Linked DNA regions of Mus musculus: region 1 is linked to region 2. The links are chromatin contacts, found by Hi-C or POLR2A ChIA-PET in ENCODE. All regions are on one chromosome and are shown on one strand. The core of a region is the stretch at or near the end of the contact, and the rest is flanking DNA. Distances in the headings are between cores, read along the strand shown. Region 1 holds the start of Soga1 (suppressor of glucose, autophagy associated 1). Region 2 holds the start of Ndrg3 (N-myc downstream regulated gene 3).

What was found. Hi-C counts contacts between places; a loop is a spot of excess contacts on that map. ChIA-PET counts read pairs that join two places held with the same protein, here RNA polymerase II (POLR2A).
Region 1: a loop to region 2 is called in a map of left cerebral cortex, with 9 times the contacts of the local background. The contact joins the promoter of Soga1 here to the promoter of Ndrg3 in region 2. A Hi-C loop is called at or near these places in 1 of 37 maps with a recorded cell type or tissue (left cerebral cortex). POLR2A ChIA-PET finds 5 or more read pairs at or near these places in 1 of 5 experiments (Patski).

What each region holds. Positions count from the first base shown.
Region 1 is chr2:157,076,415-157,081,273 of GRCm38, reverse strand. Soga1 (suppressor of glucose, autophagy associated 1) reads left to right here and starts at 2,009. Exons shown (of 15, transcript NM_001164663.1): 1 at 2,009-3,045. The coding sequence starts at 2,365. It also overlaps a transcript of Tldc2 not described here.
Region 2 is chr2:156,989,785-156,994,866 of GRCm38, reverse strand. Ndrg3 (N-myc downstream regulated gene 3) reads left to right here and starts at 2,756. Exons shown (of 16, transcript NM_013865.2): 1 at 2,756-2,868. It also overlaps the pseudogene Gm14276.

The DNA.
Region 1 (4,859 bases), core at 760-3,259, 87 kb before region 2:
GTGTGTGTGTATGCATGTGTGACATGCACACATTACTACTACTACTACTACTACTACTACTACTACTACTACTACTACTACTACAACAACAATTGGAATATATATCATGTGCTTCTTTTTGGAGAATGCAACCAGACATAAATTCCTTAATCCTGCTGGGCGGTGGTGGCGCAAGCCTTTAATCCCAGCACTCGGGAGGCAGAGGCAGGTGGATTTCTGAGTTCGAGGCCAGTCTGGACTACAGAGTGAGTTTCAGGACAGCCAGGGCTACACAGAGAAACCCTGTCTCGAAAAGCCAAAAAAAAGTTCCTTAATCCTTCTGAGACAAGAGTTGACAGACTTTTGTACTCCCAGCTGTTTGGAAAGCTTAAGCCCATGAATTCAAGGCCAGCCTGGCAATAAAATGAGACACCATCTTGAGAGAGAGGTGTGGGGGGAGAATTCTAAGATTCTTTGTTGAAATATGGAGCATGGTCTGCATTAGTGCCTACCCAGCTGAGGATGGTCTCATGCATATGCCCTCACACTGCAAAAACCCATGTTCTATAGGAAGCAACAAGTTTCAAGAACTGCACATTCTCTCTGTATCACTTCAATGAGCCCCTTAAGAGCAGGGACAATCACGATAATGAACTTGTAATGGACCCATTAGAGCAGGCTAGGACTGGACTCCGCGGCTTGGGTGTAGGAGGACTCCCCAGGGTCCTCAGGGTTCCCAGGTGCTAGGCAGACCTGCTTGTACTTCGAGGTGGATGGTGGGTCAATAAAAGAAAAAGGAGTAGACCTTGAACTAGTTGGCCATGATGTAGGTCAGGTTAGGAGAAAGGGGAGGAGCCAAAGTAAAGATGAGGGAAGAAGAGGAGGACGAGGAACCCATGGAAAAGAAGGGGGAAAAGAGAAGGGGAGAGAAAGACCGAGAAGGGTCTAAAGGAAGAAAAAGAGGCTGCATAGTGTGTGTGTGTGTGTGTGTGTGTGTGTGTGTGTGTACGAGCTACCTTCTGGGTGGCAAGAGACTGGGCAGCTACCATGCTGATGAGTGCCTTCCCAGGGCCAAAGAACTTACTATGGTTTAGGCACAGTGTGGAGAGGGCAGAGGTGAGGAAGGTGTAAGGGATTCTGAGAAATTAACTCTGATAGCCTGAATAGCTCAAGAGGAAAGAAACCATGCCCACCAATACTGGGGCCTTGGAGTCTGTGGTGGAGTCAATCTGACCCTGTTGGTATTCAGGGTCACAGTCCCATGCCAGCCCCTAACCGGCCTAGAACCTGCCCCCTAAGCACCTAACGGTCTGGCATCCTCAAGGCACAGCCTGAAGTTAATCGCAAAGACCATGAAATTGGGGTCGGGGAGACAAGACTATGCCCGGGTTCATAGGCAACTAGGGTGTGCAAGATCCAAGATGCACGCGGAACGCCACGGTTCCAATGGCAGCGGACAGATAGACGAGGCAAAAGGAGTCCAGCATACTCTGTAGGATCCATCCTGCTTCCTTCTCAGACCAAGAACCGACCGCGTGCCAGGTCGTGTTCAGTTTAAGGTTCTATAGGATGGGGTCGTTTGTCATGCCCAGTTAAAGGGGGCGGAGTTCGCGCAGGCTCAGCACCCACAAGGGGCGCGCGGCGCGGTGCTGGGTGTGCATGGATGCTGGCTCCGGCCCTTTGAGGTCCGCGGGGCCTCTGCCAGGGAATAGTCTCTCCTGTCGTCCACGAGGCCCCTACGGCGACGCCGGGCTTCCAGGCTCCTCGGCCGGGTGTGATCCCCCAGCCCGCAGAGGAGCGGCCGGCGGCCCGGAGCGGCGGGAGCGAGCCGAGGCCGCGGCTGCCCGGGCCCGCCTGACCCTCGAGGGGGTCGCTGTTGCCTCGCGGATCCCTCCCTCGCTCCCCGCTCGCGTCCCTCCCCGCTGCTCCCGCCGCGTCCGCCTTTTGTTCGCCGAGCCGCGCGCCCCCGAGCCGAGGCGGCGGGGCGGGGAGCTGGCGGGGCTGCGTGGGGGGCGGGCCGCGCCGGGCGGAGCCGGGGCCCTGGCCTCAGCCGGACTGGGAGTCCGAGGCGGCGATCGCCGAGCAGGCTGCAGTCGGGGTCCGGGCGCACTCCGGGGGCGCGGCGAGGCGGAGGGGGCGGGCACCGGGCGGAGCCGGAGTCGGAGTCGCGGCGCCTGGAGGAGATCGGGCCGCGCGCTGAGAGCACCGAGTGGCGGAGAGGCCGCGCGGCGCGGGGCAGGGCCCGAGCGCAGCCCCCGGACGCAGGAGACCGGAGCGCAGTCGCGGCCTGAGCGGCGGGAGCGCATCCGAGACCCGCCGCAGGGACACCCAAGCCGGCCACTCCCGGGCCATGCGCGCCGCTCGCTGAGACCCGGGGAGGCCGCGATGGAGACGCCAGCGGGAGAGTCATCGGCGCGGGGCTACGGCCCCCCGCCTGCGCCCGCGCCCGCCGCGGAGAGGAAGAAAAGCCACCGCGCGCCATCACCAGCCCGGCCCAAGGACGTGGCCGGCTGGTCTCTGGCCAAAGGCCGCCGCGGCACAGGCCCGGGCTCCGCTACAGCCTGTGGCACCGCGTCCTCGGCGAGGCCCGACAAGAAGGGGCGCGCGGTGGCTCCTGGTACCCGAGGCACGGGGCCTCGGGTGGCCGGGGTGCGCACGGGGGTCCGCGCCAAGGGTCGCCCTCGTCCCGGTACCGGGCCCCGCCCGCCGCCGCCGCCGCCCAGCCTCACGGACAGTAGCTCCGAGGTGTCGGACTGCGCGTCGGAGGAGGCGCGCCAGTTGGGCCTGGAGCTGGCGCTGAGCAGCGACGCCGAGTCTGCGGCGGGCGGCCCGGCGGGGACCCGCACCGGGCAGCCGCCCCAGCCAGCGCAGTCGGGGCAGCAGCCTCCGCGGCCTCCCGCCTCCCCGGATGAGCCGTCGGTGGCCGCATCGTCGGTGGGCAGCAGCCGCTTGCCACTCAGCGCCTCGCTAGCCTTCTCCGACCTCACCGAGGAGATGCTGGACTGTGGGCCCGGAGGCTTGGTGCGGGAGCTGGAAGAGCTGCGTTCCGAGAACGACTATCTCAAGGTGGGGACCTGGGGGGGATGGGGGAGGCGCAGGGGCGGGAGAGGACTGGTCATCCGGGCTCAAGAGTCCAGGGCGCTGACCAAGCAGGGAGAGTGCCCCACCTTCTCTTCCCACTTTTCCGGTGAGGAGGATTATGGATAAGACACCGAGTAAAGGACCCCAATGTGCACTTTCCCACCCGCGGTAAAACTGTTTTAGAGGACACGTTCTGATGGGTGAGTGGGGATAGTCAGCCAAGGCTGACCTTCCCCCCCTCTAACCTGCCCAGGACCCCGGTCCCAGATCAGCAGGCTTTCTCGGCTCTCTGTTCTGGAACCAATGTCCGTGTGTTAGGCTGCCAGGGAAACCGTGCTATCCCCTGGCAAGGAGAGGCAGAACACCATCCTAAGTCCTTACCCAGGGCTTCCCCGGCAGGCCTGTCCTCGCCTGCCTTTTGGGGCGGATCCAGTTTGAAAGCGTGACATCTGGGAACATCCCCTTGGCTCGAGTCCACTTCCGCCCAGTCTAACGGTCCCACAGCCTGGGAGGATGATGTCGTGGGAGAACTGGTTCAGAGGCCACTTCCTCAATCCCAGGATATTGTCTTCTGTCCCCTCTGAGAGAGGTTTGGGCAGACTTGGCCCGTGCTCCCTGTGGGAAGAGGGAAACTGTCCTGCTGGTTAGGGGTATTCCCTCTGTGTGTGGGCCTGGAGAGCTGTCTGGGAGAAGCAATCGTCGGTGACTGGGCACCTAGGTGCAGCCCATGCTCTGGCTGCCTCTTCTTTGACATGGTGGCAGCTATGGGGACAGTCCTGCCCTGGCTTCTTGACCTTGGTGTGGGAAGCTGGGATCTTCACGGGCTGCACTGCCGCTGCTGGAAGAGGCTACAGTATTGTCTGCACTTGACAGTTGATGGCCTGGCACAACACCCAGAGTGCCCTGGCCAGGAGCCATTGAGTTGACAGCACTCTAATGACATGTCTGCCCTGTGGCACTTAACTGCCTCTTGCTTCTACTGTCGGGGGAGTCTTCCTTAGGATGTTGGGGTGTCCCTCTTGCTTTCCTTTGGGTCCTCTATCCAGCATGTTCTCAGGAAACTCCTGTACACTAGAGGACACAGGTCTATCTGACAAAGGATTATTTACCACCTGTTTGTAGCCTGGGCCTTCCCCAAACCAGGCCTCCATTTTTTTTTTTTTTCAGTTAAATGGGAGTGTAAGTCTTCACAAAGGTGTTACTCACTGTTGACATTTGGGAGCTGGGGTTCAGTTAGAGGGCGAAGTCTTCTGAAGTCAGTGGTTAGAGTGCAGGCCCTGAGGATGGAGTCAGTCTTCCGAGATGCTCCTCGTGGCTTCCTGAATTCCCAGCCTGAGCTACTCCAGACCTGGACCCGAGCACCAGATGAGCACAACTCACAGTTCTTGGTTTGGTTTCTTCCTGCCCAGATCCCGGGCCCTTTCCTGTGCTCCCAGGAAGTGGTCAGACAGAGTCCCTAACTCCATCTGAAGCTACCCATGAGTATGTAGATGGGAAAGTGGTCCCAGGAGGCTGGGGGTCGAGTCCAGGTTCTCCTAGAGACCAAGACTGGGTTGAGTTCCAGTTCCAGGGCCAGACTGAGCCTCACTTTCTGCCAACCATTCAGTTGAGTTTTTGGGCGAAAGCTTCAGGCCCCTGTTGGATCTGTAGCTTCCTGGCTGTGTAATCTTGGGCACATTACTTACCATGTTTGGACCTGAGTTTTCTCATCTTAAGACTTGAATAAGTACACACAGATCATCCTTAAAGATTAAATGTGCACGTAGCTAGAGCATTTGGCACGGTAGGAAACTTCAGAT
Region 2 (5,082 bases), core at 1,507-4,006:
GGATCCCCATCACCAAGCAGGGCCGCCTGGTTAAGAACTTGAAGATCAAGTCCTTGGAGATCTGCCTGTTCTCCCTGCCCATTAAGGAATCCAAGATTATTGACTCTTTCCTGGGCGCATCCCTAAAGGATGAAGTTCTGAAGATCCTGCCAGTGCAGACGCAGACTCTGCTGGCCAACGGACCAGACTCAAGGTTTTTGTCACTATTGGAGACTACAGTGGTCACGTGACATTGGTGTTGGCTTTAGGTGATCCAAGGAGGTAGCCACTGCCATCTGAGGGACCATCGTTTTGGCCAAGCTCTCCATCACCCCTGTGCAGAGAGGCTATTGGGGCAACAGTGTTTGCAAGCTGTATACTGTTCCATGCTAGGTGACAGGCTGCTGTGGCTCTGTGCTGGTGCGTCTCATCCCTGCCCTCAGAGGCAATAGCAGTGTCTCTGCACTGTGCTGAAGAAGCCCCTGATGGTGGCCAATATAGATGACTGCTGCACTTCAGCCAGGGGCTGCGCTGCCAGCTTGGGCAACTCTGTCAAGGCCATCTTTGATGCCCCCTCCATGACCTACAGCTACTTGACCCCTGACCTCTGGAAAGAAACTGTTCAACAAGTCTCCTTATCAGGAATTCACTGATCACCTTGTGAAAACCCACACCAGATCTGTTCAGAGGACCCAGGCTCCAGCTGTGGCTACACATAAGTCTTTCTATACAAAAAGATAAAGTGGATTAAGTTGGTTAAATAAATAATTATGCCTCCATGTCATTATTTGGAAATTGGGGTGGTCATAGAAAAGCCCAGACAGTTAACACCTAGTTATCAAAGATAGAATGATACTGTCCAGAGTAGAACGAAGAAGGAAACCAGACAGCTTCCAAGAAAGCCTGTATTTGAGAATCAAAGATGTTATTACTGACTGTTGTTTCAAGAGCAGATAGACTTTGGAACATGTCTTCATCTCACTTTGCTCAGTCATCCTCAAAGGTGACTGTGCCTTCCTCCATTTTCTTACATCCGATCACATTTGTTTATAAGTGTTCAAACTTGAAGATGGAAAATGTGTTTGATGTCTTCAACTTAAAAATGACTAGAACGTTTAAAAAACAAAGCATGAAAACTTGGACCTCAGCACTAAAGAAGTAGAAGCTAGAGTCAGGAGTTGCAGGCTCTGGGCTACACAGCAGCTGCTAGGCCAGTGGTTTGTGTTGGCCTGTCTCAGTGGTACTGAGCTCCAAGCATGGTTTATGCTTATTCACAGCTTTATGAGAGAGGCTTTGTTTTTTGTGTCATTTATAGAACATTGGCAATGTTTCCTAATTTAGCCAGTAATATGTACTGAGGGTAAACTTGCAGTTCAGTGCTTTGTTAACAGTTAAATATAAATCATGTGGGGGCTGGTGAGATGGCTCAGTGGGTAAGAGCACCCGACTGCTCTTCCGAAGGTCCAGAGTTCAAATCCCAGCAACCACATGGTGGCTCACAACCATCTGTAACGAGATCTGACGCCCTCTTCTGGTGTGTCTGAAGACAGCTACAGTGTACTTACATGTAATAAATAAATCTTAAAAAAAAAAAAATATAAATCATGTAATAAAATGCCTTCAATACTAGTTTTGCCTTCATTCAGATTGGCTTGGGCCTGGCCTGGGTTTGTTTAATTTTACCCTTCTAGGTAGACAGTTCACTGAAGGAAGATGGCAGAAACTGATAATAGGCCAACCTACCTAATGCTACAACCCTTTAATAACATAAGTTGCTCATGTTGAGGTGAGCCCCAGACACACAATTATCTGTTGTTCCTTTATAACTAATTTGCTAGTGTTATGAATCAAATATAAATATCTGATATGTAAGCCCTGTGAAAGAGTCAGCTCCCAAAGGTATGGTGACCCTTGTGCCATAGAGGAGTGCTGTTTCCCAGCTTCTCTCATGGCTTGTTCAGCTTGCTTTGTTATCCCCTCCAGGGCCACCTACCCATAGTAGGCTGGGTGCTCCCATTATCAGTCATTACTAAGAAAATACACTACACAGTCCAATTTACTAGGGGCCTTTTCTCAACTGAGATTCTCTTCCCAAATTACTTTATTTCAAATTGACATAAAAGTTGCCAGCACATGCAGGCAACGTTTTGATTCTAGTCTGGAGAGATGACTTAGTGTTTAGATGTGCACTGTTCGTAGAGAGGACTGGAATTCATGTCTGTAATCTCCCATTTCAACATTCTGCAGCTGTCTTTAGTAGGAATCTGCTACATTTATATGAACATCACTGCCCTGCACAGATGCTCGTATATGCACAATTAACAATGAAAATCTTTAATTGTTGAGTCAATAATATGTTCAGTCGTTTTTTGTTTGTTTTGTGTGAAGTAACCAACTCTCTTGTTCTACTCAAGAAGGAAATAATATGGCTGCCATTTGTAAAAGATGGAAGAGGACTAGGAATTTGATTCCTGGAAATCGAATCCCTGAGGCTCAGGAGTGCCAGATGATCTTGAGTGTAGCTTTAAACCTTGTTAAAACAAGTATGTCATGGCCCATAAGAGCTTACTAATAATTCAACCATGAGGGAGAGGTAGGTGTGCAGAGAAAACATTTCACATCCCCTCCTGGCAGTTCTGAGCAACAGCCTCCGGGACACCGCAAGAAGAAAAACTACAGCCAAGATGGCGCTGCTAGAGACTCTGTAGGCCTGACCACCATTTTGTCTGTAGTTCCTAGCGTAAGCAGGCGCGTTGCGCATGCGTAAACCCCCGGCATCCTCAGCGCGCCTGCGCTGCGCAGCGCCCCCCCTCCTTGCTGCTGCTGCTGCTGCTGCTGCTGCTGCTGCCGCTGCTGCTGTAGATTGACGGCCCCGCGCTAGCGCTTCAGGTGAGTGAGCGCCTCTACCACAGCGGGCGGAGGGCGCGCCGCGCGGTACGCCCGCCCGGGTGTCGCTCCTCTGTGCGCTGCGGACCGATGGCCACGCGACCAGCCCCGGGTCCTCGCGGTCGGCCTTCTCTGAGCCCCCCGAGCCTATCGCGTTCAGCCCGGCCTCCCGCGCCCCTGCCGGTACCTAGTCGGCGGAGGGCAGCGTGTGACCTGTTGGGGTCCGGCGTCGCTACAGAGGTCTGCACCCTCCGTCGCTGGAACCCCCTGAGGCTGTCACCCGTTCTCCGCCTCTCACGGCGGAGCACGGAGCTCCTAGAGCTGAGCATCCACCTACCCCGTTGCCCCTCACAGCCCAGAGAGTTTTGACAGGGGCCTGGACTCGCCTTCTGTGGGTTTCTTCCCAAAGCCACAGAGGCACTCTTCTCTCCTGGGACCACAGGACCACGGTTTGTCTAAAGCCCACTTTGTAGCCAAAGAAACTGAGGCACGGAGAGGTGAAATGTCGCGTCCAAGGTCATGCAACTGACAAGTGACACGGCCAGCTCTCTTAACTCAGAGGCGGTGGGGCTTTCACAGCCAGAGCTGGTGGGGTTTGACCTTGTATCTTTAAATTTGGGGCGGTGGGGAATACACTTGTCATTTATCTAGAGTTGCTTTTAAAGGTCGTAAAAGTGGGCTACGAATAGAATTATCTTCTGGTCAGTACGGTGGAAATGCTGTTGTGATAACAATCGCGATGTTAACGTGAACTGGCTCCCTCCCAAATACTCGCTTTGTGCCAGGGATCTTGCTAAAGGTTTTATTAAGATCGGTTCACCTTTGTACCTCGCTGCTTCCCTATCCAGTGCTTTCTCCCTTCTTTTTCTCGAAGCCGTTTTTTCCCCCTGCAGAGCTCTCCTGCATGTCACAGGTAGACTTGGAGCCTCATGGCTTAAGCTGAGAGGCTCTCCCCTGTGGCTCCCTGGTAGAACACAGTAAGCCTCTCCTGCGTCAACCCCACTCCCCTCCCCCAGGGTGTCCCCCCCCCAGCCCCCCAAGGTATAATTAGCATTTCTTTTCTAGCTGTCAGGACTAGGCTGGCTGGGCTGGCTGGACTTGTGGAGGTGACAGAGCAGATTTAGCCAGTATCACCTCTTTTTGGGACTTTCTGGCTCTGCTCCAAAGCTGGTCTTGAGCATTTTCAGGCTTTAAGATAAAACGAGAAAGCGTTGACACGGTGGTGAAGAATCTAAGACACCTCCTTTGATTTGAGTTCCAAATGAACAGCTATAAAAATGTGTTGATTTTTTTTTTTTTTTTGCCCCCAAAATAACTAGCACAAACTGCCTTTTCCTCCCTTAGCAAATCCTCCTCCACACTTCAAAGGCTCCACAAAATTTTCATCTTCCCTGCTTAATTTTCCTAACTAGAATTAAATAATACATAGCAGGCTGCAGGCCCGGGTCTTATCCTCAGTAAGATCCCCCCCAACCCCACCCCCATCCCCGGCCAGGTCAGGCGCAGTCTTTGCACCCCCAAATGCCTGGGTCCTGGTTGGCCAAAAAAAAAAAAAAAAAAAAAAAAACTGAGTTCCAGCTGTTCCTTGCCGTTACTCAAAGGGTAATTAATGTTCTATTGCTATTCTGTTGGTCCTCTTGCCCTCCAGTTTCTCTTTGCTGTCCCTCCCTTTATATTTCTCTTCAGATTATCCTGTATCAGCCTTAGTCCACCCTTTTGTTTTTGAAAGTTTGCAGATGATGGTCTTGCATCTAGAAGTCTCCCCGATAGTGGAGCAGGTATATGCTTCTTTAGCCTACATGGGAGTTTTTATTTTTATGTGGCAGTAGGAGTGCCTGAGGCTTATGACATTTTAGTCTGCACTTGAAATTCATGTGAGATTCAGTTTCTCATTCTTTTACTTTGTGTGGCTTATTAGCCCAGGTGACAGCTGAGTGATCATAGTTTTTATTGTCTATCAATATGTAGTATTTGTAACATGCACGTATTAGGACTCTTTTAGAGGTCAGAGGACAATTTTGAAACAGTCAGTTCTTTTACTATGAGGATCCTAAATTGAGATCATTAGGATTGGGGGAAAGTGCCTTTACCAGCTGAGCCATTATGCCAGCTCTATATTATTATTATTATTATTATTATTATTAGCAGAGCCTTGCTTTATAGGCCAGTCTATCCTCAAACTCATGATCTTTTGACCTCAACCTCCAGGATACTAGG